Linked DNA regions of Homo sapiens: regions 2, 3, 4, 5 and 6 are each linked to region 1. Evidence: chromatin contacts called from ENCODE Hi-C or POLR2A ChIA-PET data. All regions are on one chromosome and are shown on one strand. The core of a region is the stretch at or near the end of the contact, and the rest is flanking DNA. Distances in the headings are between cores, read along the strand shown.

Region 1 (4,637 bases), core at 1,834-4,333:
ATACTTACCACATAGATTTAACAATTAAGATTTTGCCATATTTGCTTGATAGGTAGGTAGGTAGGGAGGTAGACAGACAGACAGATGTGTATGTATGCATTTCAAAGTATTTATCTTTCCTTGGCTCTGTGTGTGTGTGTGTGTGTGTGTGTGTGTGTGTGTGTGTGTGAGAGAGAGATAGGGCCTCACTCTGTCAGGCTGGAGTGCAGTGGCACAATCACAGCTCACTGTAGCCTCGACCTCCTGGGCTCAATCAGTCCTCCCACCTCAGTCTCCCAAGTAGCTGGAACTACAGGCACAGGCCTCCATGCCCAGCTAATTTTTTTGTTTTGTTTTGTTTTGCTTTTGTTTTTAGTAGAGACAGGTTTATTTATGTTGCCCAGACTGGTCTCTTATCTTTCTTTTTTGCTGAACCATTTCAAAGAGAGTTACGGATATCATAACTCTTCACTCCTACGTTTCTCCAAGTTGTAAAGATGTTTTCCCCCATGTCCAGCATACCATTATTACAATGAACAAATGTAATAACTAACAACATCTGATACCAGTCCATTTTCAAATTTCCCCAATTGTCTCAAAAATGTCTAAAAGCCTGCTTTTTCAGAACCAGAATCCAATTAAGCATTTGATTGTATCTCTTTAAGTTTTTTTTCAAATTTAGAACAATCACCCCTGACCATTTTTATGACATTGATTTTCCTTGATCTTTATGTCTTATCTTCTATAAAATAGTTGTCTTATAGAATGCTTCACGTTCTTGATTTATCTGATTATCTCCTTGGGGTTATGGTTCAACTGGTTCCTCCAGCCCAGTAAACTGGAGTTTAGATCCAAAGCCTTGATTAGATTAACTTTCAGTATTTTGGCAAGAAAACACCATTAAGTGATGCTGTATACTTTATGCTGCAGCACACTGGGAACTTCATAAAAATGTTGGTTGTCCAAGGGTTACTGATACACATTGGATAACTGGGTTAAGGTGGGGACTGCCAGATCTCCCCATTGTAAAAGTATGTTTCTCCTTTGTGATGGCAAGTAACCTGTGAGATGTGTTTGGCAACACAACTCACATGTTTGTAGCTATCTACAGTTTATCAAACACATTCAAACGCACTTAATCACAACAGCATCCCTGTGAGGTTTTATTCCTGTTTAACATAAGTGAAAACTGAGACTTGGAGTGCTTAAATAATTTTCTCAAAGTAATAGACCCAGTAAGTAGCAAAAGCAGGACTCAAGCCTAAATGGATTAACTCTAGCTCAGTTAAAAAAAAAATTAATCCCAAATAGCCTACATCTAATAGCAGATTTTATTTTGCTCTACACATTCAGAGAAATTCACTAGTAATGAGCTATACAAATGATCCCTGATAGTAAAAATTGCAGATTTTTAAAGAGTATTCTCTCTCCAGAATTCAATAAATACTTCGCTTCTTTTGAAACGATTTTCTTAAAAAGGATACTTTAATTTATTGACACTGGGAAGCACATTGGCAAAGAAAGTCAATTTCTTTTACAGTATCTAATAGCTATTTCTATTGCCTGTTCAAACTAGCAAAATGTAACAGATGCTAGATTCCCTAAAGTACGGCGCTTTAGGTTACATTTGCAACAATAGCTTACATCTAAATGTTACATTAGTTACTGAATTTGTAATCTTCACAAATGTGTGAATAGTCAGTTGATCAAAAATAACGATTTCCTGCTACAAGAGAACGCATAGCAGAAAATGTTCCCAACACAAAGATAATGTTTGAGATGATGGATATCCCAATTACACTGATTTGATAATTATACATTGAATACATGTATCACAATATCAGATGTATCCCTGAAAATATGTACAACTATATCAGTTTAAAGATATAAAAAAAATTTTCTGTCCAAAGTTAAATATGTACAACTACGATATATCAGTTTAAAGATACAAAAAATAATAATTTTCTGTTCAAAGTTAAGCATATACATGGCACCTATGATGCTAAAACCAAGGGCCTTTAGGTCTGGAAGAGACACATAAAGTCAGGTCCTCGCGAATCTACTTCTGAAGGGGACAGAATCGGTATAGGCATATGACAGTCTAGAATCAAGACACAAGGGGTGTGGAGCGATAAAGAGCAAACAGGGAAGGGAACTAGGGGGACCATGGATCCAGGAAGGGGCTGGAAAAGCTACTTCTGGGCACCCCTGGAATCTGGGTATCCAGCTTCGAGTTAGAAGGGGGTCCTTCAAGAGAGCCTCAGGCGGGGGCTGACTGCCGAGAGTTACTCTGTCCTCCAGGTTCTTCCTAACAAGAAGCTACGAAGTTCTTATTCAGAAAAACGGAACACGACATCACACCCACGTGAAAAAAACGCTTTTAAGAGGCCAAGTCACTTTCACCTCCCACCAACTTGCCAAAGGCTGAAAGCAGGCGGACACGCCCCCAAGCGCTCTTCTCCGATTTCATTGGTTGCCCCGGCCTGCTCCTCATTAGGTCTCTCTCACTGGTCAGCAATGCCGCTTTCACAGCCAATTCTCAGAACCAATCATCTCCAACTATTGCCCCGCCTCTCCACCACGTGAGTGGCATAGGTGCCAACCAATAAAAAAAGAAAATAAGGATGTAAAGACGAGACTCCTTCCCTTTTTCCTCAACTCGTTCAGTAAATGGTAGAAAAGGTGGAGCAGCTGATACCAACCACCAATCCATGAGGGCGGAAAAGGATGATGAGAAGAGCGATGGGAGGGGGTGACGTGGCAGTGACAGGCGCATAAACTGAAATGAATGGCGGAAACAGCAGCCAATCGGCGATCAGATTGGCCGGGCATTCCGCATTCTCCCGTCCTCCCTGAGCGCTGGAAACTTCAGGAAAGCACCAATGAGCTTCCCCAAAAGTCTGATTGGCCTTTATCTGAACCAATCAAAGGTGGGTCTGGCGGACGCGTCCCACCCCAGGCTCTCACTGGGCGCTGTAGAATGACAGGCCCGAGAGAAATGCCAATATCCGCGGGGTCTTCCTCAAGTGACACTCAGCGGCACCAATCGACGTCCTTCTTCCCGGCGGCCGAGCCCTCCTCCCCGCGGCTGGCCGGGCGGGGCGGGGACGCTGCGCGGCGGTGGCTGATGCGGTAGCCGTGTGGGGCGCTCCGGGCGGCGACGGCGGCTCTCGTAGGCGGTTCCGGTCTTGTATCTCCAGGCGGCGGCGGCTCATGGCGGCGACGGAGCTGAGAGGAGTGGTGGGGCCAGGCCCGGCAGCCATTGCAGCACTTGGCGGCGGCGGCGCCGGTCCCCCAGTGGTGGGAGGAGGCGGCGGCCGCGGAGATGCGGGGCCAGGCTCCGGGGCCGCGTCAGGGACGGTGGTCGCGGCGGCGGCGGGAGGCCCGGGCCCGGGGGCCGGGGGAGTGGCGGCGGCTGGCCCGGCCCCTGCGCCGCCGACTGGGGGCTCGGGCGGCTCGGGCGCTGGGGGTTCGGGCTCGGCTCGAGAGGGCTGGCTCTTCAAATGGACCAATTATATCAAAGGCTACCAGCGGCGATGGTTCGTGCTGAGCAACGGGCTCCTGAGCTACTACAGGTAACTGCTTCCGGGGCGCTGTCGCTCACCTTGCCTCCCCCATATCTGCCAACAGTCCCAGCTCCGGCATTACCGCCAGCCGGCACCGCAGCCAGGGTTGCCCCAGGCCCCTTTTCGTCATCTGTGCGGATTGACAGCCCAGGGGTCGGAGCCCACTGTCACGAAAGTGAAAAGCCCCTGGACGTACACCTCCCCTCCCCTCGGGTTACCCACTCTTGGTGCCTTATCTTCCCTTCGCTCCCGGCCTTTCCAGTCATTAGTCGTTTGGAGAGCGTCTGTGCTTCCATTGTATTTCCACCAGCACATGGGTGCAATTATTAATTCTGCAAGCAAGGCACTGGTGTAGGTACTAAGGGAACACATGCAGCAGAACAAACCCGAGGCACTCCTCCCAAGGAACTTACAGTGGAAGTCCCAAGTTGTAGCTGTCAGTGCCCAGTCTCCAAAACTCAAGGTTATTCGTAGCTCTGGATGTACCCGTCCTTGCTCCCTTCACATTCAGACATAAGGGCATCACACACACAGGGTGGCTTCGGTATTCCGTCCCCTTTCTGCCTTATCTCTCCAAGACTTTGCATGTGCTTTGGCCTCTGGACAGCCCAGAATGGAGATGTGCACCCCAGTGCTGCTTTTATTTTTGCTTGCCCCACCTCCTCCCGTGGAAATGATTAAGTGTTTTATCTGGCATTTCTGTGATTTTTTGGTTAGTTAGGATTAACTTTTATTAAAAGAAGAATCCATGTCTTTGGTGTGATTACTTCTGTTCAACAAGGTTTATTTTGGACTGTTTAATATATATTTATGGTGACTCATAACCTGGCCATCACATGGCACGCTTTTGGGCTAAAAAGGATAGAGGAGTTAAGATAGGTGATTTGGGGACAGGGCGTAAACATTTCCTGAGGGCTGGACAATGTGTCTAGGTGTTTTATATACAGTATTTCATTATAGTATTTTGTTGACTCCCAACAACAACCCTAGGAGTTGGGAAATATTCCCATCTTACTGATGAGGAAAACAGACTTAGCATGGGCAACTTTCCCAAGGTTTTTGAGCAGCTGGGATTTGAAACTACTTCTGTTC
Region 2 (4,703 bases), core at 558-3,057, 1.2 Mb before region 1:
CCTCAGTTTCTTCTGTTTCATCAGGGGTGGGGGGATAATATCCACAGCCTAGGGTTTTAAGGATACAAGAAAAGGGCCTAGCACGAAGCCTGGCACAGAGTCAGCTTCTTCCTTAAAAACACCCTCCTTCCTCATGGTCCCTCACAGGCATACATCCCTGACTCTCCCCTGTGGTTCCCATTAGCTCGAATTGGAACTGAATCCCACACCTCTCCTTCATGGCAGCCTACACTCTTCCTTCTTCAGATGAGCTACTTCGTTCCTTCATTAAATAAGCATTCATTGGGCATTTACTATGCCCTTGGCACAGAAAGACAAGAAAGATCTCGTGCCTGCCCCTTAAGAAGGTCGCAATCCAATTCAAGGTGGATCTACAGGGATTGGGTAAAGGGGTTTTTTGCACACAGGCTTCGGAATCAGATCTGTGCTCAGGTCCTGTGCCTACCACTCATTTAGCCTTGGTTTCCTCACACAAAAAACAGGAATAATAACACCGCCTGCTTCACAGGGCTGACGTGCAGATTAAGCGTGATGACACATGCTGTTCCATGTTTGAAAGGCTGTTGACTGGTAAATCCTTATTAAGGCTGTTGACTGGTAAATCCTTATATAATCAGTGCTCAGTAATACTTTTTATCTTAAAGGCAAATAACTGTAATAGACTATATTGGATGAAGACCTCACTGCTTTGATCAAGTAATGGCTGGTTTACTTGCTTCTGCTTCTCTCACTAGAGAGGGCAGACAACGGTAAATGTCTGTTGAACGAATACAGACCTGAGGTGCTACAGGAGAGGCCCATAGGGACCCTGAGGAGGAAAGGCATCAGAGAAATTGATCTTTGAGGGCCTGGCCCCACCCTCTCCGGGATCCCAGGGCATTTTACCACATTCTGATTGTAATTACCTGTTTGCTAACATCCCCACTAACGTGAGCTCTCTCTAACCCTGGGGCTATTCTCCAGGCTGCAGCAGGGCAAAGGCGGGGTCCCAACACCATAGAGAACGCCACCCCTGTCCATGCTGTCCCCCACTTCACCTTTTCTTGGAGCGGTCCTTCCACACTCGCCCCGATTTGGGCTTCCCCTTCGGGATTACAGGAAGCTCCTCTTTATTCAACTTCTTGGACGCTGGGGCCTGGGATGAAGAACCTTTTCGCTTCTTTGCCCCGAAGCCGCCTGTCACCGTCTCCCCAGCTGGAGGTGGCTTGCTCGGCTCATGCTGACCCCGGGGGGAGCCAGGTGCCCTGGGTGTCAGCTCCAGTAGTGGCTGAGAGGGCTCCGGACCGGGAGCTTGCTGACCGGGGTAAGGCTCTGGTGATCCTGGGACCGGCGGTAGCTGATGCTGGGGGGCCCCCGGGGTCAGCTCCTCCTTATTCTGGGCCAACTCCGAGGCCAGTACTCCCTGGTCCTGAGAACACTTTGGTGCCTCCTCACTTGGCTTCGGCTGACATCGTGGGGATTCAGGACTGTACTCTGGCTGTCTTTGAGGCGACTCCAGGTGTAGGTCTTGCTGACGCTGGGGGGACGCTGCGCCTGGCTCTGGCTGCCCTTGGGGTGACTCCAAGCCTGCACCCTGCTGCAGACGGGGTGATCCTGGGCTTGTCTTCGGCGGCCTTTCGGGGGACCCCAGGCCAGCCCGCTGCACACTCGGAGGAGACCCGGGCTCCCTCGTTTCTTCTGGGTTCGACTCGAACTCCACAAGGGCCCGTCTCGTCCGCGAAACTGAGGTGAGGCTCTCGGGGGATTCGGGCCTTAGGCCTCCCAGCCGTCGGCTGCGCCTTAACGGTGTATCCATGGCTCAGCCGGTAAGTTTCCACACCCCTGCGCACGTGCAGCCCCCGCCGAAACCGGCGCCTTCCTATGACGTCAGGAGTCGCCGCGTCCGTGACGCACAGGAGGGGGGCTGTTGCTGAGGCGGCCATGTTGGTGAGGGGTGGAGAGGCGGGACCGGGGTTGGGGAGAGTGGGGCTCAGCATGCGCATGCGCAATTCGCGCGAGCGCAGTCAACATGTGATTGATGAGCCAGTCTTTTTCCTGGGATTCGCTTTTGCCTTTCTTGCAAAGTTTCCTGGGGAAAGAAGAGCGAGCAAGTAGAAAAGGGAAAGTGGGAGGACCCATTTCAGGGAGAGAACAGAGTCGAAAAAAGGTCCGAGGAGCCCATAGGCAAGGCCCAGTGGATGTTTTGCAGCCAACTCCGGTGCAGTTGGGCAGAGTCCTGCCCTCCTTGGGCCTGTTTTCTCATTTGTAATAGGGGTCATTTTGCACTAGCTTCGTGCATCCCAAATGATCCTGTCAGAGTCCTCCTCCCACCTACCTGAGGGACTGCTACCTGGGGGTCCTGGAGGTGGAAGATCGGTCTTTTCTGTGTTAATTGTTCACACTCTTGATTCTTCCGTCCTGTGCTTCCGTATATAATCCATAGCTCTCCCTCCCTTTTCAGCGTTTTCAACGTTTGTGAGGGAAGTTGAGGTACCAATAAGATGCACCACCTTTGTCCTGTGGCTCACCTGGGCCCTCGACCAGCTGCATATCCTCCCACGTCCCTCTTCTTCTACCCCAGTTCTAGAAACGGGTTGGATCATCTCCGATCTTCCTTTCAGCCCAGACAGTGGTTTTTGCTCGTGTGTGAACCTGCTTCGCCTCCCCTCCCTTCCCTTGCTATTCACCTGTAAATGTACTTTGCTTACTAAGCACTTTGGGACCTCACCAGTGAGCAGGTGTTGACTTCTGGACCTCCCAAGGCCTAGAGAAGACTCTCGGGATGTGGGGTTGGGGAATGTGGGGCTGTGGAGACTTTCGTGTGAGACCTAGGAGTGGGGCTTTGATTTACTTACAGCATGCTTCTTAGGAAGAACATCTTGGAAGTGGCCCAGTTGTGTAATTCTTGGAACTGCCTGGGGTTGGCCATTAAAGGTCCCAGGGCCCCGTCTGACATTCCAGTGGTTTCTTTTAGAAACCATTGTTTCTCCAGCTGCGGGCTTGTGAGAGGGCCTGGGAAATTGTCCAAGAATATCAGGGATCAGAGTGTCCTCATCTTCCTCATGTTCCTGAGTCAAGGAGACCCCTGCAGGGGGGCTTTGCCTGCCTCACTGCTCCTCTCCGGCCATGCAGCTGTCCACAGCAGAAGCAGCCGGGACACCTCCTTGCCCAGCTCTTCCACCCCCCAACTGTCAGAGGAGTGAGTTCCATTCAGTTCCTTAAATGCCCTGCCCCTGCCTGGAGACCCCAATGATCTGACACTCAGAACCAAGCCCGGCAGGTGTTGCCAGAGTGCTGGAGGAGACTGTATGCCCCTCTGCCCTGCTCCAGTCCCCCTTGGCTTGCCCTGCCTCCTAAGCTCTTGTCCCCAGCTGGAGGGATCACTCTCCAGTGCCGATTGGATCATATCCTAGTCTAGCCTGAAATACTTCAGAGGGTGATCTCAGGTTTTCACCAGAGAGAGGGAGATGTGTTTTAGAGGAGGCCTTTGGGTGGCCCCCAGACATTTGGAGGCACTTTGTCAACCTCAGCATCAGATGGGCTCTGGCCCAGAACCCCCTACTCCCACATGAGCTCAGTTTGTCATTGTCATTATACATGGTGTGCAGAGGCCCAGAGGAGACTCCTGAAATTTTCAGAAGCGCCTGGTGTGGCGATCGCTGTTGGGACCCTGTCTCCTTACACTCCTTTGCTTTCTTTTAAAAATTATTATTATTTTTGAGACAGGGTCTTGCTCTGTTGTCCAGGCTGGAGTGCAGTGGCACAATCACAGCTCACTGCAGCCTTGACCTCCCAGGCCCCAGGGATCCTCCCACCTGAGTAGCTGGCACCACAGGCTCATGCCACCATGCCTGGCTATTTTTTTTTTTTTGTAGAAACGGGGTCTCCCTGTGTTGCTCAGGCTGGTCTTGAACTCCTGGGCTCAAGTGATCCTCCTGCCTCGGCCTCCTGAAGTGTTGGGATTACAGGCGTGAGCCACTGTGCCTGGCCACTCCTTTGCTTTTATTGCAGCTTTCTACATCACAGCTTTCTTGCCTTTAGGTGGTAGGATACTGAGGGGCTTCTCTGTAGCCCCCAGAGGCCACCAACAGGATTGAACTTGCATTGCCCACAAAGGTAATCTGCTCATGGACCCTCTTTTGGCTTCATCCCTGTCTCACTTCCCCACTTTCTTATAGATGCTTGCTGAGGTCATTCTCAGAGCAGACAAATATTGTACTTAATCCTCTTCTCAGAGTTGGCTTCTGCAGAAACCTAGCCTGAAACATTGGTGCCAGCAATGATTGGTCCAGGCATTGTTTCAAGTACTCTCCAAGTACAAATCCATTTCTTAATGCTTCTCCCAACAATCCTGTGAGGCAGGTGCAGTTGTTATTACTCCCAGTTTACAGATAAAGAAACTGAGAGGCTGGGTGCGCTGGCTCACACCTGTAGTAATCCCAGTACTTTGGGAGGCCAAGGTGGGCGGATCACTGGAGGCCAGGAGTTCAAGACCAGCCTGGCCAACATGATGAAACCCCATCTCTACTAAAAGTACAAAAATTAGCTGGGTGTGGTGGCAGGCGCCTCGAGTCCCAGCTACTCAGGAGGCTGAGGCAGGGGAATTGCTTGAACCTGGGAGGTAGAGGTTGCAGTGAACCAAGATCGTGCCACTGCACAGCAACCTGGGTGGCAGAGCAAGACTCTGTCTCAAAAAAAAAAAAAAAAAAAGACTGAGGCACAGA
Region 3 (4,707 bases), core at 598-3,097, 2.0 Mb after region 1:
GATCTCTGCCATGCCAGTCAACAACTCCAACTGAACTGACTGAGATGCCTCCACCTCAAAGCGAAGTTCTGTTTCTCGCTCTAGTTCAAATTTAGTGGTTGGCTTCTTGTCATCATTAGCCTCTTCTCCCATCTCTTCTGTGTAGCTGCTGTGCCTAGAACACAAATTAAATATCAGATCTAATTATAAGTCAGTCTTCTGTTACAAAAACATCCAATGGGGCCAGGCATGGTGGCTCACGCCTGTAATCCCAGCACTTTGGGAAGCCGAGGTGGCTGGATCACTTGAGGTCAGGAGTTCAAGACTAGCCTGGCCAACATGGTGAAACCCTGTCTCTACTAAACATACAAAAAAAAAATTAGCCGGGCATGGTGGAGGGTGCCTGTAATCCCAGCTCTTTGGGAGGCCAAGGCAGGAGAATCGCTTGAACCCAGGTGGCAGAGGCTGCAGTGACCCGAGATTGTGCCACTGCATGCTAGCCTGGGCAACAGAGCAAGACTCCATCTCAAAAAAAAAAAAAAAAATCATCCAATGGGCCAGGCACAGTGGCTTAGGCCTGTAATTTCAGCACTTTGGGGCGCTGAGTTGGGCAGATCCCCTGAGCTCAGAAGTACAAGACCAGCCTGGGCAACATGGTGAAACCCCGTCTGTAGAAAAAATGCAAATATTGGCCAGGCCTGGTGGCTCACGCCTGTAATCCCAGCACTTTGGGAGGCCAAGGTGGGTGGATCACCTGAGGTCAGGAGTTCAAGACCAGCTTGGCCAACATGGTGAAATCTCAGTATTTACTAAAAAATACAAAAATTAGCCAGGCATAATGGTGGGCGCCTGTAGTCCCAGCTACTCAGGAGACTGAGTCAGGAGAATCGCTTGAACCCAGGAGGTGGAGGTTGCAGGGTTGCAGTGAGGCGAGATCATGCCACTGTACTCCCGCCTGGGTGACAGACCAAGGCTCTGTCTCAAAAAAAAATAAAATAAAATAAACAAATAAATAAATAAATAATAAAAACATACAATGAATGTTTCCCCTTACCTTGCTTTAATTCTCTCCATATTTCTTATCACCATCGGTCTCACTATATATTGTGTCTTCCCCGCCTCCTCCACCCCAAAATGTAAGACTTAGGCATTTTTGTTTGATACTATATACTGCTTAGAATACAGCTTGACAGACTGTAGGCACCTCAATACATTGAGTGAATTAATGTCTCAGACATCAGAGAAAAACCATACCTACAGACTGACAGAAGATTTAATTATATCACCCTCCATCACTCTATTGGTAAACTCCAAACTTGAGAAGGTAACAGATGCCCTGACCCCAATCATCCTAGTCAACAGGAAAGGGCGTCTGAAATACGGATGCAAAGCAGAGCACACCGGGTCTGAACTCAGAAAACAGCCTAATCCTCGTCTCTGTAACTACTAGTAGTGTCTTTAGACAATCACTTAACTTCTCTGAACCTTTGAAGCTGTCGACTGGAAGCACTTACACTTCCTCAAATACAGTGTTGTTCTTGGGGTTTACAGGAATTGTGGGAGGAAAAAAAAGCACTTCGTAAACTAGAAAACGGCAAGGAAACGATATGAATTATTTCTGATCCTGGACTGCAGCTCTAGCTCCAGCATTTGTCCCAACCTTCCCAGACACCAAAATCTCCCCAAGACACCAAAATCTCCCCAGACACCAAAATGTCCCCAGACCCCAAGGAGGTGACAGTTGTGTTCCTGCCCTTTTTTTAACTCACCTGCGCAGCCAGGAGCCCAACAGGTAAACTCAGAAGGTCCTCCCGTGCAGAATTTAAACCAAACTACAAGCGGTTCTTGCCCGGACCCACGCCGGAAACAAACGCAGTTCCGCACTTGCGCTGTGAAAGGACACGCGGTCGCGCGCTGCCCTTTGGGATGTGTAGTTTGCCGGAGCAGCCGAGAGCGGGTGCACTCGCTAAGCCGCTCGGCCTTCTGGGAGTTGTAGTCAAAGGATTGTTTTGAACGTGACGCCAAAGGTGGGAGGGGCGGCTGTTGTCATTATTCGTGCAGCCGGAGGGAGGGGTGAGGAGGCGTGGCGGTTGCGCCCCCGCGCTGGGCAGGGACAGGTCGAGGGACCAGGCTTCGGCAGTGCGCGTCCGCGGCGGGAATCTCGCCCCAGATTTCCTGCTCCCCTGCAGCCCAGGAAACAGAAGGGAGGCCCGGGAGAAAGAGAGACTCACTGTCTCGGTCTAGGTCCCGCGACGGCCTGCTTGCCTGGACAAGCCACGAAGCACAAAATCCTTTTTAGGCAGGGGGAAACCCAGGGATAGAGAAAGCGGAGGAAGACAGCCTGACAGAGGTTTCACCAAGCTGTCATCTCCCACCTGACACAGTGCTTGGCACATGGAAGGCATTTCAAATTTTTTTTCTTTAATAAAAGAATAAAAATCCGATGATTTCTTCCAGCTACAAGTCAGTCATTACCCAACAACCTCTCTCCCACTAAACGAGGATTTTTGTTAGGCACTCATTTCCCTCCATAAATCCCTGACAGTTACAGGTCAGTCATTTGCCCCGCAGCCAACAGGTTCCACCACGTCTATAATCCTCTTTTTACTACCTTGGGCTTTGGAATCTTATATTATTTGCTATACTGCTTACATTACTGTGTGACTTTGAGCAAATCACAGGCTTCATCTCTCTGAGATCGTTTTTTTTTTTCTTTTTGTTTTTGAGACAGGGTCTCACTCTCTCGCCCAGGTTGGAGTACAGTGCCGCGAACATGGCTCACTGCAGCCTCGACCTCCTGGGCTCAAGCGTGATATCGTTTTTTGTCTGCAAAGTTGGGATAATAACAGTGCCCAACCTCCTAAAGTTGTTTTGACGATTGCAGGAATGTGCCTGTAAAGTACTAAGTACAATGCCTGTAATATAGAAAAAAATCTGATATCAGCTTTTACGTTTTTATTATAGGCTGGGGCGGAAGGGGCTATAATATCATTCATTCGTGCAATACTTAACATTTTTCAGATCCCTTTCAGGCATCTTCTTTCACAGCCACCCTGTAAAGACAGCTTTATTATATCCAATTTCAGATGGGGGAGGAGACTCAGATAGGTGCAGAGGTTTGCCCAAACATTAACAGCCATTGGTAGAGCTAGGACTCAAACCCAGAGTTTCTGAGTCCGGTTATAATAATAGTAAACATTTAGGCCAGGCGCGGTGGCTCACGCCTGCAGTCTCAGCACTTTGGGAGGCCGAGACGGGCGGATCACCTGAGGTCAGGAGTTCGAGACCAGCCTGACCAACATGGTGAAACCCCATCTATACTAAAAATACAAAAATTAGCTAGGCGTGGTGGCGGGCGCCTGTAATCCCGGCTACTTGGGAGGCTGAGGCAGGAGAATCGCTTGAACCGGGGAGGCGGAGGTTGCAGTGAACTGAGATCACGCCACTGCACACCAGCCTAGGCAACAGAGTGAGACTCTGTCTCACAAAAAAAATCACATTTAAGGCAGGGCGTGGTGGCTCACGCCTGTAATCCCAGCACTTTGGGAGGCCGAGGTGGGTGGATCACGAGGTCAGGAGATCGAGACCATCCTGGCTAACATAGTGAAACCCCGTCTCGACTAAAAATACAAAAAAATTAGCTGGGCGTGGTGGCAGGCGCCTGTAGTCCCAGCTACTAGGGAGGCTGAGGCAGGAGAATGGCCTGACCCCGGGAGGCGGAGCTTGCAGTGAGCTGAGATCCTGCCACTGCACTCCAGCCTGGGCGACAGCGCGAGACTCTGTCTCAAAAAAACAAAAACAAAAAACAAAAAACCACATTTATATACTGTTATATGCCAGATACTGGTCTATGGACTTTTCAGGTGTAAATTCATTTAATCGTAGCCAGAATCCTATGCAGTAGGTACTATAATTGTCATCTCCACTTTACAGGTGAGTACTTTTTTCAGTCCGGCTCACGTAGTTAATTCATATTGAGGAGACTGGGAAGATTTTCTGGTTCGCCAGAAAGATTTTCTCCTGCTGGCCCTACTTAGCAGCACTCCCCAAGCAGTGCCATCCTCACTTATCACTTCTGAGTTTTTCTTTGATGGTTTGCTTTAATTATTTCATTCATTGAACATATATGCATTAGCTTTTTTTTTTTTTTTTTTTTTTTTGAGATGAGGTTTTGCTCTGTTGCCCAGGCTGGAGTGAAGTGGTGCAATTTCAGCTCACTGCAACCTCTGCCTCCTGGGTTCAAGTGATTCTCCTGCCTCAGCCTCCCAAGTAGCTTGGATTACAGGCGTGTGTCACCACGCCCAGGTAATTTTTGTATTTTTAGTAGAGATGGGGTTTTCACCATGTTGGTCAGGCTGACCTCAAACTTCTGACCTCAAGTGATCTGCCCATCTCCGCCTCCCAAAGTGCTGAGAACACAGGCGTGAGCCACCACGCCCGGCCTATGCATTAGTTTTTCAATTAACTATTGTGTGTCCCCTAATCTTCCACTCTTCTTTAAAAATTCAGTTCCAGTCTTCCATTTGCAAATTTTCTCCCTGAGTGGGCTTATCCTCGCCTTTTTCCATGCAATCTATCTCCGAGATCTGTATCTTCGCCTCTACTATCTCCCTTGAGGCAGTTTCTCCCAGTTACCTGAAAGTTGTTTTTATTTGGATATTGTATAACCATCTCAAGCTGAACTTAGGGAAAAGAACCCCTCCTTTCCTTTAGGCTGCTCTCCATTTT
Region 4 (4,629 bases), core at 1-2,500, 1.9 Mb after region 1:
TCCAAATCTCACTCAACATAATAAGTGCAGAACAACATGCCAAAGCACTGTATGAAGCACTAGGGACAAAGACAAGGTCAAAATCCTTGTAACCAAATTTAATGGTATTGTAATGCAGTGTTAACACAGGACAGTAACAGAACACCCAAGAACCAAACAGAAGAGGGTAGGGATAAGCATAAATGAAGTAACATGAAATAAACTTCCAAATGGAAAACTTGTCCATACCCCCAGGGCAAGTCAACTACAGTCTCCCAAAGGACATAAATTCCACTTAGGGCACACTAGACAGAAAACAATATTGTGTCTTTTTTTTGTTTTTTGTTTTCAAATAGGGTCTCCCTGTGTTGGCCATCCACTCCTGCCTCGACCTCCCAGAGTGCTGGGATTGCAGGCGTGAGCTACCCACGCCAGGTGGGTACTTGTAGCCACACCAAGATCAATGCCTTCTCTTCCTCAACAGCGGTCGCGCCCCCCACTTCCCATTTCAAACCTCAGCATGAGGGCTTCTACCCAAATCTCCCTACGACAGGTACTTCTTCAACTCTTCCACCACCTCTTGAGGCTCAGGGAATTTGAGTTTGCGTGGGGGCCCCTTCTTAATCCCAGTCCAGAGCTCCGCACCTGAAAGGCCAGAATGAAGCGAAGTTACAATACTTCGGAACCCACGAGCACGTCTCTGAAGTCATGAGACTGCCGTGGTTTCTAAGAATAGCGCTTCCTGTCTTCGGAACCCACGTCCCTTTCACCCACGTCCCTCTCCCCCACATCCAGGTCCCCACTTACTGCTGCCGTCCGGGCGCAGCAGCGTCACCTCGAAGCTGCCCCTCCGGGGCTTCGTCGGGTTCACCTTTACTGGAAGCTCTGGGGCCTCCAGGCGCAGCGCCTGGCTCAGGGCCGCGGCGTTGCGCCCATAGACGCGTCAGCTAGTGCTAGGGAGAGACGGAGAGGTTAGAAACCGGGGCCCCTGGCCCCCCCCGGCGCCACTGTTCCCTCTCTCCCGTTACTCTCCAGGCCCCTCACCAATGCTCGATAACAACGGTCGCCTCCTCCATTCCCTCCCCGCCGTTCGCCAGCTTCTCTCGCTTCTCGGCTACGGCGACCACCGCGGCCTCAGCCTTACGCTTCCTCCCGCGGGGAGCCATGGCGCCTAGAGCCCGGCCGAGAATGCAGCGGGACTGGTGGGTGGGGGGCGGAGACGCGACCACTGAGCGGAAACTGGGCAACGAAGAGCGCAGCCCGGAAGCTCTGCTCCTACAGCGGAAACCTCTCTCAAAGGAAGGGAAAGCTTGGCCCGCAGCACCCACGTGGCCTGGAGGCGGACCTTGGGGCACAACCACTTTGCAAGCAGGGAGCGGGAAGGTGCGGGAAGCGCCTGACGGAACCACCCATCGCTTCGGGTGGAGGGGACAGGGGACGCTGGGATGGTGAACACAGCAGGAAGGGGCGGAGACTAGGTCCGACTGCTAGCCTCGCTTCGCGCAATCTTTTCTGTACCTTTGCATGGCGCTAAATGTTGTGTGCCACCATCTGCCGCCAAACTCTCCTCCCTGGCAACCGCAGGCCAATCCCAGAGTAAACCCACCACCTAACAACATGTGGCCGCTATTCTAGATTTATGGAAACTAGACTTCTCCAACTCTTGCCAGTCCTGGGGATCAATGCCCGGCATTTGGTGAAACCAAATAGGATGGCCTTTGCCCTTAAGATGGGCAATTCCTCTGCAGTTGTCAGGCTTTTCTAATACAGAAACACACAAACGCGCAATCAAAAGGAAATCCCAATCTTTTTATTACGGAAAGCCATCAACTGGGTGTGGGGAGTATGTCAGAGGGTTAGTGAAAGTCCAGGGGATTTCTCCTCCAAGTCCTACCACACAAAGGAAAGTCTCAAGCCTCTATTCACCCCTTCTCAATCCCCACAAAATAGGGGGTTGTTCAATATTGTCTTCAATGATAAAAACTTTGTGGTTAAAGGTTTCTCCTTAGGACTAGCGACAAAGTTAGGCTTATACTTTTAATGAAGACCATAAACGAAGCCAGAAGGGCTTAAGGAAGCAAGAGTCCTTGGGGGAAAATTCTTAGCGTTCTATACCCCAGCATCTTACCTTAGGGTTAAATCTAGGTCTAACCAAGCTGTGCAGGTCAACTAAGAAGGAATGATGAAACCACAGAGTTTCATGGAGAAACCATGGAGATGTCTGAATAGCTGATAAGCAGTTAACACACTGACCCAAGCTTGGAGGGAAACCATTTCCCCCTCCGTCCTATGAGATCTCTTTCTTGCTCCAGTGAAACAGTTGGCCACAGCATGGCAGGCCTTCCTGTAGGGTGCCTGACAATTCCCTAGATGCCTCTTTAAAATCAGAAGCTGCATGCTGCCCCACCCAGTCACAGCCAAAGGGAAAACATAAATAAAAGGCTGCAGCCTCAGGCTTGTGGTTATGGAAAGAGCCTGGAATTGACAGGAGAGGAAGCACTGCCAAAGTGAGGATCTTATTTATCCTTCTTGTTTTCCCCATCTGACACTGTGGTGGGGGTTGAAGCCACAGGCTGCTCCTCAGGGATATTGTCTCCAGCCTTTGATAGTTTCTTGGCCCGCTGGTATAGCTCATTTAAGTTAAATTCTCGGATCACATTCTCCTGCACAAAAGAGATGCACACGTCAGGATCTGGGTTGGAAGGGAGAGTAAAGAGCCTGGGAAGTAAGAGGTATTTTACACAAAGTCTGGGAAAGGAAGGAGTAAGCAAAGGACAAAAATCTTCCCTAACCTTCCTCTTTTTTAGGTACCCAGAAAAGTCAACTAATAGTTAAATACCCATTATGTGCCAATCACCGTGCCAAGAATTATACCTAAATTATTTAATGTAATCTGCAAAACAACCCTGTAAGCCAGGGGTTATTACCTCCAATTAACTGACAGGGAACCTAACACCTACAGACAATAGGTGCAGTGGCCTTCGAGACAGAATCTTTTTTTTTTTTTCCTGATGGAGTCTCTTGTTGCCCAGGCTGGACCGCAATGGTGCAATCTCAGCTCACTGCAACCTCCACCTCCCGGGTTCAAGCGATTCTCCTGCCTCAGCCTCCCAAATAGCTGGCATTATAGGCATGCGCCACCACACTCGGCTATTTTTGTATTTTTAGTAGACACGGGGTTTCTCCATGTTGGTCAGGCTGGTCTCAAACTCCTGACCTCAGGTGATCTGCCAGCCTCGGCCTCCCAAAGTGCTGGGATTACAGGCGTGAGCCACCGTGCCTGGCCTGAGACCAAATCTTAACTAATGATTGTTACCCAGTACTAGCAGGTCTGCACATAATATATATTTGCTAAATGAATTAAAACATGAGGTCTAGTAACTAGTCCACACCCTCAAAGCTAATGGGCAAGTGGCAGAGCTGTGAATCAAACCCGGGTAGGGCTTGAAAGCCCACCTACTGTTCTGCACCCTTCATGCACCTGCCCTTCCTTTCAGGTACCTCAGAGAAGGTCCATGAGACAGCCCGTCCTTTCTTGTCAATCTGTGGCCGCCGCATTGCCTCCTTGCCACCTTGGAACAGGATCAGGGTAGGGAGTTGCTTGGTGAGGGGTGATGTGCTCACTTTGTACCTGCAGGGCCCAGAAAGTTCTCTAAATGTCCCTGTATGTATCACTCAAAGTGATTTCCCTGCTCAGACCCTCTGCCCAGGTCTTTACATACCGCGTACTAACATCAGTATAGCGTCCAACATCCACCTTCCCAAAATTTAGCCCTGTACAGTTGTATCTGAAAAGAATATATTATTTAATATGCTGAAAAAAAATAATGGATCAAGGAAAGTGGAAGTATAGATATTTAAGAGGGGAGAGGGAGATGCCTTTGGTTACCATGTGTGAAAATCAAGGCCAAAAGAAAAAGAAAAGCCAAAAACAGTGAGAGGGAAGGCACAGCATCTCCATTTCCACCATCCCTCCCTTTGCACTACTCACTTAAGGGAGAGGTCAGCATAGATAGGGGCAAATGATTGGCAGTCATTAGACCAATTGGCAAAGAACTCCACAATCCAAGTGACCCTCTTGTCCCGTTCTAGTTCCTCCTGCCAAATACAGGGAAGAAAAGTCAGCTGGATCCACATAGCCTCCTGGGAAGGTTCAGACTTTAGCATCTAATTCCTCATCCTGGTGTTCCCTCTCCCCCGGCTCTCATAATGAACCACAGTGCCCGTGACATCCATTTTGAAGCACTGTTGTTCCTCCTAGTGAATGGAGAGCACAACTACAAAATCACCCACAAGGGACCCAAGAAACAGAAAGGGGAAAGAGCACTCACATCAATGGTTTTATCATTGAAGTACTTGATATACTCAGGGCCCATATATAGGGGGGGTTTGCACGTCATCAGGAACACTAAATACAGAAAGAAGATGTCGAAGGAAACATAAAAAGCCTTACACAGGGAATTTACTTCCAAACCAACCCAAGGATTTCAGCCCCCAAATAATACACACTTGTGGATATATGTAGACCACCAACACATTCCCTACCTCTACAATAACAGTCTCTGTAAACTGTTATCATCTGAGCTACATATATAATTCATTAGGTATGAGATATGGAAGAAGGGTATGGAGAAACATGTTTGGGATTGC
Region 5 (4,154 bases), core at 893-3,392, 1.3 Mb before region 1:
CTAATACACTTGTATGCCTTTTCTCCTGTTATTCTGTCGATTGTCAGTTAATTTCAGCAAATCTTTAGAGGGCAGAGGGGAAACTTTTTTGCTCCATACCCTCATTCAGTTCTCAGCAAAAAAATCAGCTCCTCAGTGATGCACTCTCTAAGTGCCCTGCCTCAAGTAGCCGTTCCTCCAATCCCCAGCACCTCTGTCTACCTTGCTCTGATTTGTTGTATTCATAGCACTTACTACTCTGGAATTTTCTTCTTAAGTGTTGATTGTCTCTGTGCTCCCACCACCCACAGTAGAGTGTAAGCTCCAAGACAGCAGAAACTGTGTCTTTCTTGTTGACCTTTTCTATCTCCAGTTTTTACAATAGGGCTTGGCACATAGGAAGCACCCAATCAATATTTGTTGGATGAATGAAATGCCTGGGGAATAACATGAATAGATATTTCGTTCAAAGTGGATCACTGTCTGCTCTGTGGAAAGTAGATTAGGAGGAGGAGGCCAGGCTGGAAGCAAGGAACAAGTGGGAAGTTACTTTGTTGGTGCAAGACAGAGATGAGATGCCCTTTTGCATATTAACTCTTCATAAGAGTTCAGTGAGTTAGTTCTACCCTTGTCATCACTCCCTCTGTTTTACAGATGAGGAAACTAAGGCATAGAGAAGTTCATACTGCCAATCACCTGAGTGGTGCTAGGATTTGAGCACACAGTCTGACTTCAGAGTCCATGCTCTTGGCCACTATGCCATATTGCCTTTTGTACCTGTAACTTTTATTTTTCTCTCCAAGCTTTTGCTTACGTTGTTTCTTCTTCCGGAATGCCTTTCGTTCTCCTTCTCCTCTGAATACTGCCCACCTGTCAAAGTCCCTCTCACTCACATCCTGTTCATCCTGCCCTTTTGTCTTGATACCTTACAGTCCACACCACGTCTTTTGCATGATTCCTGAGAGTATCTTATCTTACAGATATCCACAAAGAATCATACACTATCTGAGCTGGAAGAGAAATAGAAAATACAAAATCCAAAATACAAAATAAAGAAATTTATAGGAGGCCATTGGTTTGGACTGAGCTCTTCTGCTAGGCCTAACAGACCAAGCTAAAAAGAGTTAGTCCTGCTGAAGCTCCACGCCAATAAGCTGAAACGAAGATCTTTACGACCTTCTGAGTGTGTATGTGTGTGTGTGTGTGTGTGTGTGTGTGTGTGTGTGTAGGGGGGAGCTAAATTCCCAAACAGGCAAGTTTTAGGTGGCATGATAAGTCCCCTCCACTTTAACCTTTACAAGAAAAGTAATTTTGAAATTACCAAATGACCAATCCGCTTTTTGTTCTCTGTTCCTGTTTTCCTCAGTCCTTTTCTGTCTATAAAACCAAGTTCTCCTGTTCAGCTCATTGGAACAACCATTATATTTTATAGTATGAGGCACTGCCCAATTCTATAGAATCGCACCTTAAGTCCCAGCTACTCCGGAGGCTGAGGCAGAAGGATCACTTGAGGCCAGGAGTTCCAGGATGCACCTGTGATAGCCATGATTGCTATGACCGCACCTGTGAATAGCCACTGCCTTCCAGCCTGGGCAACATTGCCAGAGTCCGTCTCTTAAGAAAAAAAAAATCTTTGAACTAAGTTTGTTGTGATTTTGTCTTTTGACAAAGAAGAAAGGGCAATGTGAATTGCCCCAAATCACAGAGCGAAATGGTAGTAGTCAGGACCAAAACACTTTCTTAGCCGTTTTCTTAGTTCTTGTACCCATCTGTTTCTGTATTTTCTTCACCAGGCCATCCAGCAGTGTCTCTTAAAGGGTAGCCCGAGAAACAACTGACTTAGAAAAGCGTGGGGCACAGTCTGTCTACGCAGACCCGAGGAATCTGCATTTTAACAAACTCACTGGGAAATTCTCGCGCACGCCAAGGTTTCAAAGACCAGGGTCCCGTGGCACAGTGCCGCACAGTTGTCAAAACAAGTGCTGTCCAATTGTTTTGGTTTTAAATTCTCACTGCGTCATGGGAAATGTAGTTTCGAGCCTCCTCTCTCCCGACGCCCCAGCCAATCCTCCGGCGCTTTACGGAACGAGCCGAGTCAATCCGGAAATAACCGAGTGTTCGTGGCGGGCCCTTTCCTGCCCGGCTGCATTCTGGGAAAGGGCAATTTCCGTTAGGTGCTGAAGGCTGTGGCGCGCGGCTGTCCCCATTCCCACGTGAAGCGCTACGCTAGCATCGCTCGGCTGGCGGCTCCCAGCTCGCCGCGGAGCAGTCCCGGCAGCAGCGGGGGACCGGAAGTGGCTCGCGGAGGCTCAGAAGCTAGTCCCGGAGCCCGGCGTGTGGCGCCTCGGAGCACGGTGACGGCGCCATGTCCCTAATCTGCTCCAGTGAGTGTTGGCTGCGGCCAAGCGCGGGTCTCAGGAGGCCAGAGAGCGGCGCGGGAGCGTGTGCGGTCCGCTGCGGCGCCCGGGCCGGGGTGGAGGCGGGAATGGGGCGCTCCGGAGGCCGAGCGGCGGCCTGTCAGCACCGGAGCCCCCCCCGTCGGAGCGGGGTGCATTTGCGCAGTGCCCCGCAGTTTACATAGTGCCTGAGGTTTATTGTCGCAGACATTACTGAGGCCGGTCGCCTCATTCTACAGAGTGGAAACAGGTCTGGACAGAGAGAGCTGGTGCAAGGGAAGCAGCCTTAATGTAGGAGTCAGAAAACTCGAGGTCTTGTCCAGGGTCCGCCTCCCATTGGCTTTATGAATTGGCTCAAGGCTCTGGGCCTCGGTTTCCCCATCTGCAAAATCGAGAGCATTGCAGTGGATGTTTTGCGAGGCCTCGCTCGGATAGTCGGAGCTTTTGCAATTTGCAAAGGTCACATGATGAGTTAGAGGTAGAGGCAAGGCTGGCAGCCAGGTATCTGGCTCCCAGCCTTACACTGTATGACTAATAAAAACAGCGCACATTTATAAGCCCTTATTGGTTTACAACGCGCTTCCAAGTCTATGATCTCATTTTATCCTCACAAGAATTCCCTAAAGGAGAAATAAAGATCCTGGTTTTGCAGATGAGGATGCAAGGCGCAGGAAGAGCGGGGCTTATCTAAGGATGCGTAGCTAGTCAGTGGCAGAGCTGGGTGACGTAGTTAGGTGACACGGATCTTGGACCCTGAATCCATGCTTTTTTCATACCTTCCACTATCTTTCCCTTTGATATTTTATCATGACGTACAGACATTTTCCTTTCCCTTTTCGTTGTTTCATCAGATTACTCGTTTCCCCTCCCTTTTGCTATTCACTTCCTTCTCTTCTCAGAACCTGTACATTGATCCAAAGAGGGGGAAGAAGGAAGGGAAATGATGGAAAAGGAATCCCTCACTTTGAAGAAATTACAGCTCGCAAAGTACCTTCACATTTATTGTTTCCTTCCAATCTTCGGGAAGCTCTCTTTTACGTTCCCCAGCACCATCCTTCCTGGCATGGTTCACTCATTTGTTAGATGTTTACCGAGTGCCCTGGGGGCATCTGCATTGTACTGGAAGTGAGAGACCAGCTGTAATCCTTATCCTCAAGGGGTGCACAGTCTACGCAGGCAAGAGTGTAAATGATACCTCTATTGCGGGTTGTTGTGAAGATGAATTACTGTACTGTATGCCTAGAATTGTGCTTGGCACATAGAAATGTGCCATGCAAATGTGCCATGTAAATATTTTTAAATATTTTTATTGTAGCGATTGCCACTTTGCTCCTTGGAATCTTCCAGGTGATAAGTGTCTGTACGCTAATCAGTTGACTGGTAGCTGGTAGACTCAATAGCTTCAGGATGGGGACTGGTCACCTAGGAAGACTAAAGGGTATTAGAAGGTTGGGATTTTCAGTCCTACCCCCCATTTACCTGGGGAAATGAGAGGAACTGAAGTCGTCACTAGTGACCAGTGATTTATTGAATCATGCCTTTGTAATGAAGTTTTCATAAAAATACAAAAGGACAGGATTCAAAGAGCTTCTGTATAGCAGAACATGTGGGGGTTCCTGGAGGGTGGGGTGCCCAGGGAAGGCATGGGAAGCTCTGTACTTCTCCCATACCTCATCCTATGCTCCTCTTCATCTGTATCCTTTGTAATATCCTTTACAATAAACTGGTAAACATAAGTGTTTCCCACAATTGTTTGAGTCACTGTTGCAAATTAATTGA
Region 6 (4,329 bases), core at 876-3,375, 1.9 Mb after region 1:
CACTCCAGCTTGGATGACAGAGCAAGACCTTGTCTCAAAAAAAAATCCAAAAAACTAAAAACCCTGCCTTTTTCCTAAGGCCTTACCAGCTAAAGCTAGTCAACGTGACTTTGAAAAAAAAATCACCACAAAAGCTTATATTTGGACAAACTTTACACACAACCTACAATCTAGGAAAATAGATTGCTATTAATCTTCCCAATTGACTGCCCTCCAGACTCTAAAGAAACTAGTTTATAGACTATACCAGATATTAAGCTTTGTTTGTCTTGTTCCATAGAAATGTCTCTCTTATTAAATACCTGTTTGCCTACATCATATACAGAGGCCTAGCTTTGAGAACTCATCTACAATGCCATCTTCTGAAATGAGACACAACAATTTAATTGAACTGGACTATCCCCCAAAATGAGAGGCTGGTTTAATGGGATCCTTTGCCGCTCAATTACTAGCCCGATTTCTCTCTCCACAGACACCAACTCAGCTTATAGTGAAACTTCTAAGGAAGTTTCAGACAAAGGAAATAAAGAAGACCAGGGACTCACACCCCAAAATATGGCATCCTGTATGCTAATCATTTTAAATTAAAGGTCCCTGGAAACCAGCAGATACTGGAAGCAGCTTTACTCTGATAACTACCTTATCTGCCTAAAGTCCAGACCTGTCAAAGAAGACAACAATTACTTCTGGTCTCTTCCCTGAGTTTTCATTAACTTACTTCAGTACAAGAAGAAAGATGGAAGCCTGTCAACACACCTGGACAGATTTTTGTCAGAAACCATTGTCTGCTCTGCAGGCCCAACAGTCATTGTCCCAGGCCACTGTATGTTCTCCAGGCCACTGAATCACCCTAAAAATCATTTACGATCCACCTTAAAATCACCCACATTTTCCCATCTCCCATATTCCTATGAAAGAGGGTATATAAGCATCTGTACCCCACTGGGTCATTCTCCTGCAATTCCCTCATGCTATGCACGTTAAAATAAAATTTCTATGCCTTTCTCCTATTAATGTGCCCTTTGTCGGTTGATTTTTCAACAAACCCTCAGAGAGCAAAGGGGAAGCTTTTCCTTGGCCCCTACATGCTATATGGCAGAAGGGAAAGTGCTTTAAGTTTATGTTCCGAGCAGTCCCTCCACCCATACCAAGGAAGCACAGCAAGGAGCTTGGGACACTTCCCAAAGAAATCCCAAAGATTTCTTTACAACGTATTTTTTACAATTCCTTTACAGTAGCCCCCAAATTTTATCCACTTTCGCATCTTCAGGATCAAGCAGAGTGCCTAGAGTGTACACTCTAGAAATGTTTATTGAATTAAGAAGCGGCTGACAGTGTTGTGCAGGTAGTGTGGCCAGAAGAGTAGTTTCAAGTCCCAGGCACTCATTAGTTGTATGACCTGGGGCAAGTCACCTAAATATACCGAGATCCATTTCTTCACCAATGAAACAGGAATATTACTACTTGCCTTGTCTACCTTACTGGCTCCTCAGGAGGCTTTACATAATGAGCGGCACTGTAAAACGTTATACACGTGTATGTACAGTTTTGATAGGGCTGTTAATTAGTCTCAATGGTGAAACAGAAAGAAACCTGGACTCAACAGTCAAAAGCTGTTGGGCCGTTGTGCATGGGCTACGACTAACATGTTCCGTTTTCCCATCTTAAACACAAAGTTTAGACTCGATGATGGTTCGGACCCTGCACTTAATAGTCTCTAAGTCCGCTACAGGCTCGGAACCTCAGGTGTCCTCAGAGAGGTAAACCCCAGGGTTCCCAGATACACCTGCAAGGGCAGGGACAGTCAAGGTCGCGGGGTACTAACACGCGGGAGGCTCACCCAGTCAAAGTCACACGGGTTACCGTCTTCGCGTTGGGTGGGCAGACCGTGGCAGAGCGGCGGCAGTTTCCTCACGAGTAGGAAGGCAGCAGAGAGCAGGGCCGACAGAAGGTAGTAAGGTTGGGCGAGCCATCGTGAAAGTCGCGGCACCGAATACACGAGAGCAATTAGAGGTGCCAAGACCGCCATCTTTTCGGCCGTAACGGCCACTGCTCGCCGGCGTCGTAGGTCTCGCCCCGCCTCCCCCACCATAACGACTGCTATTGGGCTATATCGCAAACGTACGGCCTCTAAACCCGGATGTAGTTCTCTGAACGCTGTGGTAGGTCAGAACCCAAAAAAGAACTTAATATTTTATTGGTTAGTCTAGTTGTCGCTTTATCCGCCTAAGTCATTTTATTGGACTGTAGCAAGCAGAGCTAGCAGAAGACTCTAATAAGGTTAAATAGCACTTCCTGAACGTTCTCATAAGGCGACGGAAGTAGTTGTTGAAAAAAGGTAGGCGGTGCCTGAGGCATCCAATGACAAGCGGCTCCTTGAGAAAGGGCGGGGGGGTACTCCTTGAAAGCATTGTCCAATGAAAATTACCAACGGCAGACACGGAGACAGCGCCGGGGCGGAGGGTACGATGGAGAATTTCACGGCACTGTTTGGGGCTCAGGCTGACCCACCACCGCCCCCAACCGCACTCGGCTTCGGACCAGGAAAGCCTCCACCCCCGCCACCGCCTCCTGCGGGCGGGGGACCCGGCACGGCCCCGCCTCCCACCGCGGCCACGGCTCCTCCTGGCGCGGACAAGTCAGGAGCTGGCTGTGGCCCTTTTTACCTCATGAGGGAACTGCCAGGTGAGTACTCGGCCTTGCCAAAGCCAGCCAATCAAATCTTAGAGAGGAGGTGATGGGCGTGGCTCTCAGCCGGCTAGCGGAGGTGCGAGGTAACCTAGGCAACGCATACCCGGACTGTGGAGCCCTAAGTCGGAAGCGCTGTTAGGATTCACAAGCAGAGGGATGACTTGAATTCAACCAGGATGAGTTGAATTCAACCAAAGGGATGAATGGCGGGCAGGGGCGTAGTGCATCTCCGTTACTGTCTTTTGCACCATGTCCAGGCTGTGTCCCTGACACTGGTTTATGTCTCTCTAAAAAATGACCTAGGGCTGGGCGCGGTGGCTCACGCCTGTAATCCCAACACTCTGGGAGGCGGAGGCGGGCGAATCACCTAAGGTCAGGAGTTCGAGACCGGCCTGGCCAACATGATGAAACCCTGTCTCCACAAAAAACACAAAAATTACCTGGGCGTGGTGGCGTATACCTTTAATTCCAGCTACTCGGGAGGCTGAGGCGGGAGAATCGTTTGAACCCCGGGAGGCGGAGGTTGCAGAGAGCCGACATTGCTCCACTGCACTCCAGCCTGGGCGAACGAGACTCCGTCTCAAAACAAACAAAATCCAGGGTTTGAGTTTGGAACTCGAGAGGCCTGATTTAATATCTTTGGGGACCCAAAGTTTTAGTTACAGGTCTCCCACAGACTTGCTATTGGTTTGGGGCAAGTTGCCATTCTTCCTTCTAAGGTTCCGGCATTTCCTGGTCTGATCAAAAAAGGGATAAGAATCGAACCAAACTCTTCATTCAAAAAATTATTTTGTTGAGTACCTATGTACCAAGCACTTTTCTAAATGCTGGAGACAGTTGTGAACAAGACTGACAAGATGCTTGCCTTTTTTGGGATGTACATTTCAGTGGAGGAGGCATTGTAAACAAGATAATGTCAGAAAGTGGTTAATGCTAGGAAAAGAAAACATGATAAAAATTGAAGGTGGCCAGGCGCGTTGCTCACGCCTGTAATCCCAGCGCTTTGGGAGGCCGAGGCAGAATCCCTTGAGCCCAGGAGTTTGAGACCAGCATGGGCAACATGGCGAGACCCAGTCTCTACAAAATATACAAGATTAACCGGGCGTGGTAATGCATGCCTGTAGCCCCAGCTACTCAGGAGGCTAAGGGAGGAGAATCGCTTGAACACAGGAGGTCGAGGCTGCAGTGAACCAAGATTGTGCCACTGCACTCCAGCCTGGGCAACAGATGAGACCCTGTCTCTTAAAAAAAAAAAATTGAGGGGCAGAACTACTTTAGCTAGAGTGGCCAGAGATGCTCTCTTCACATAGCTAACATTTGAACTAAAATGTAAGCATAGACAAAGGGCCAGCCATGTATGGACAGGAGGGAGAGACAATTGTAGATACAAGAAATGAGGTCAGAAACCCTGATGTGAGAAAAAGCTTAGAATATCTGAGGGACAGAAAATCAGTTGGACTCCAGTGAAGTGAACAAAAGGAAAGAGTGTTAGGGAGAGAGATGAAGCTGGGAGAGTTAGGCAGAGGCTTTTATAAAGCAGTAAAGGCATTTAGATTGTAAATACAAAAGGAAGCCATTTAAAAAATTTTTTTATAGACACAAGGTCTCACTGTGTCACCCAGGCTGGACTGCAGTGGT

What was found. Hi-C counts contacts between places; a loop is a spot of excess contacts on that map. ChIA-PET counts read pairs that join two places held with the same protein, here RNA polymerase II (POLR2A). Pooled maps may share reads with other maps.
Region 2: a loop to region 1 is called in a pooled map, with 10 times the contacts of the local background. The contact joins the promoter of CCDC86 here to the promoter of OSBP in region 1. A Hi-C loop is called at or near these places in 15 of 50 pooled maps. POLR2A ChIA-PET finds 5 or more read pairs at or near these places in 2 of 52 experiments (Caco-2 and K562).
Region 3: a loop to region 1 is called in a map of CD8-positive, alpha-beta T cell, with 4 times the contacts of the local background. The contact joins the promoter of CLP1 here to the promoter of OSBP in region 1. A Hi-C loop is called at or near these places in 7 of 168 maps with a recorded cell type or tissue (CD4-positive, alpha-beta memory T cell, CD8-positive, alpha-beta T cell, chondrocyte and 2 more), 5 of 37 single-sample maps with no recorded cell type and 17 of 50 pooled maps. POLR2A ChIA-PET finds 5 or more read pairs at or near these places in 2 of 52 experiments (B cell and RWPE1).
Region 4: a loop to region 1 is called in a pooled map, with 18 times the contacts of the local background. The contact joins the promoter of SELENOH here to the promoter of OSBP in region 1. A Hi-C loop is called at or near these places in 9 of 50 pooled maps. POLR2A ChIA-PET finds 5 or more read pairs at or near these places in 2 of 52 experiments (H1 and naive thymus-derived CD8-positive, alpha-beta T cell).
Region 5: a loop to region 1 is called in a map of ascending aorta, with 11 times the contacts of the local background. The contact joins the promoter of PRPF19 here to the promoter of OSBP in region 1. A Hi-C loop is called at or near these places in 1 of 168 maps with a recorded cell type or tissue (ascending aorta), 2 of 37 single-sample maps with no recorded cell type and 15 of 50 pooled maps. POLR2A ChIA-PET finds 5 or more read pairs at or near these places in 1 of 52 experiments (PC-9).
Region 6: a loop to region 1 is called in a map of gastrocnemius medialis, with 9 times the contacts of the local background. The contact joins the promoter of TMX2-CTNND1 here to the promoter of OSBP in region 1. A Hi-C loop is called at or near these places in 3 of 168 maps with a recorded cell type or tissue (gastrocnemius medialis and naive thymus-derived CD4-positive, alpha-beta T cell), 1 of 37 single-sample maps with no recorded cell type and 15 of 50 pooled maps. POLR2A ChIA-PET finds 5 or more read pairs at or near these places in 3 of 52 experiments (PC-9, activated CD8-positive, alpha-beta memory T cell and naive thymus-derived CD4-positive, alpha-beta T cell).

The regions. Positions count from the first base shown.
Region 1 is chr11:59,614,220-59,618,856 of GRCh38, reverse strand. It overlaps OSBP (oxysterol binding protein), which reads left to right and starts at 3,083. Exons shown (of 14, transcript NM_002556.3): 1 at 3,083-3,554. The coding sequence starts at 3,193. It overlaps LOC101927226 (a long non-coding RNA gene), which reads right to left and starts at 2,903. Exons shown (of 3, transcript XR_001748237.2): 1 at 2,682-2,903. RefSeq lists an enhancer at 2,621-2,710 and silencers at 2,911-3,210, 3,231-3,450.
Region 2 is chr11:60,839,217-60,843,919 of GRCh38, reverse strand. CCDC86 (coiled-coil domain containing 86) reads right to left here and starts at 1,807. Exons shown (of 4, transcript NM_024098.4): 1 at 1,038-1,807. The coding sequence starts at 1,795. CCDC86-AS1 (CCDC86 antisense RNA 1) reads left to right here. Exons shown (of 2, transcript NR_182293.1): 2 at 1,940-2,114. RefSeq lists enhancers at 1,382-1,611, 1,518-2,717.
Region 3 is chr11:57,654,902-57,659,608 of GRCh38, reverse strand. CLP1 (cleavage factor polyribonucleotide kinase subunit 1) reads right to left here and starts at 1,847. Exons shown (of 3, transcript NM_006831.3): 1 at 1,749-1,847; 2 at 1-154. The coding sequence starts at 132. RefSeq lists an enhancer at 2,204-2,373.
Region 4 is chr11:57,738,112-57,742,740 of GRCh38, reverse strand. It overlaps SELENOH (selenoprotein H), which reads right to left and starts at 1,250. Exons shown (of 4, transcript NM_170746.4): 1 at 1,024-1,250; 2 at 787-932; 3 at 494-624. The coding sequence starts at 1,145. The coding sequence ends at 524. It overlaps TMX2 (thioredoxin related transmembrane protein 2), which reads right to left. Exons shown (of 8, transcript NM_015959.4): 4 at 4,311-4,387; 5 at 3,971-4,077; 6 at 3,702-3,767; 7 at 3,481-3,610; 8 at 1,768-2,642. The coding sequence ends at 2,496. All of the region lies in intron 2 of TMX2-CTNND1 (TMX2-CTNND1 readthrough (NMD candidate)), which reads right to left. RefSeq lists enhancers at 739-908, 1,059-1,108, 1,429-1,548.
Region 5 is chr11:60,904,573-60,908,726 of GRCh38, reverse strand. PRPF19 (pre-mRNA processing factor 19) reads left to right here and starts at 2,142. Exons shown (of 16, transcript NM_014502.5): 1 at 2,142-2,363. The coding sequence starts at 2,345. It overlaps PRPF19-DT (PRPF19 divergent transcript), which reads right to left and starts at 1,948. Exons shown (of 2, transcript NR_186697.1): 1 at 1,884-1,948. RefSeq lists enhancers at 1,690-1,809, 1,923-2,510 and a silencer at 2,450-2,549.
Region 6 is chr11:57,710,319-57,714,647 of GRCh38, reverse strand. TMX2-CTNND1 (TMX2-CTNND1 readthrough (NMD candidate)) reads right to left here and starts at 2,125. Exons shown (of 21, transcript NR_037646.1): 1 at 1,841-2,125. It overlaps MED19 (mediator complex subunit 19), which reads left to right and starts at 2,433. Exons shown (of 5, transcript NM_001317078.4): 1 at 2,433-2,685. The coding sequence starts at 2,469. TMX2 (thioredoxin related transmembrane protein 2) reads right to left here and starts at 2,055. Exons shown (of 8, transcript NM_015959.4): 1 at 1,841-2,055. The coding sequence starts at 2,029. RefSeq lists a silencer at 2,463-2,802.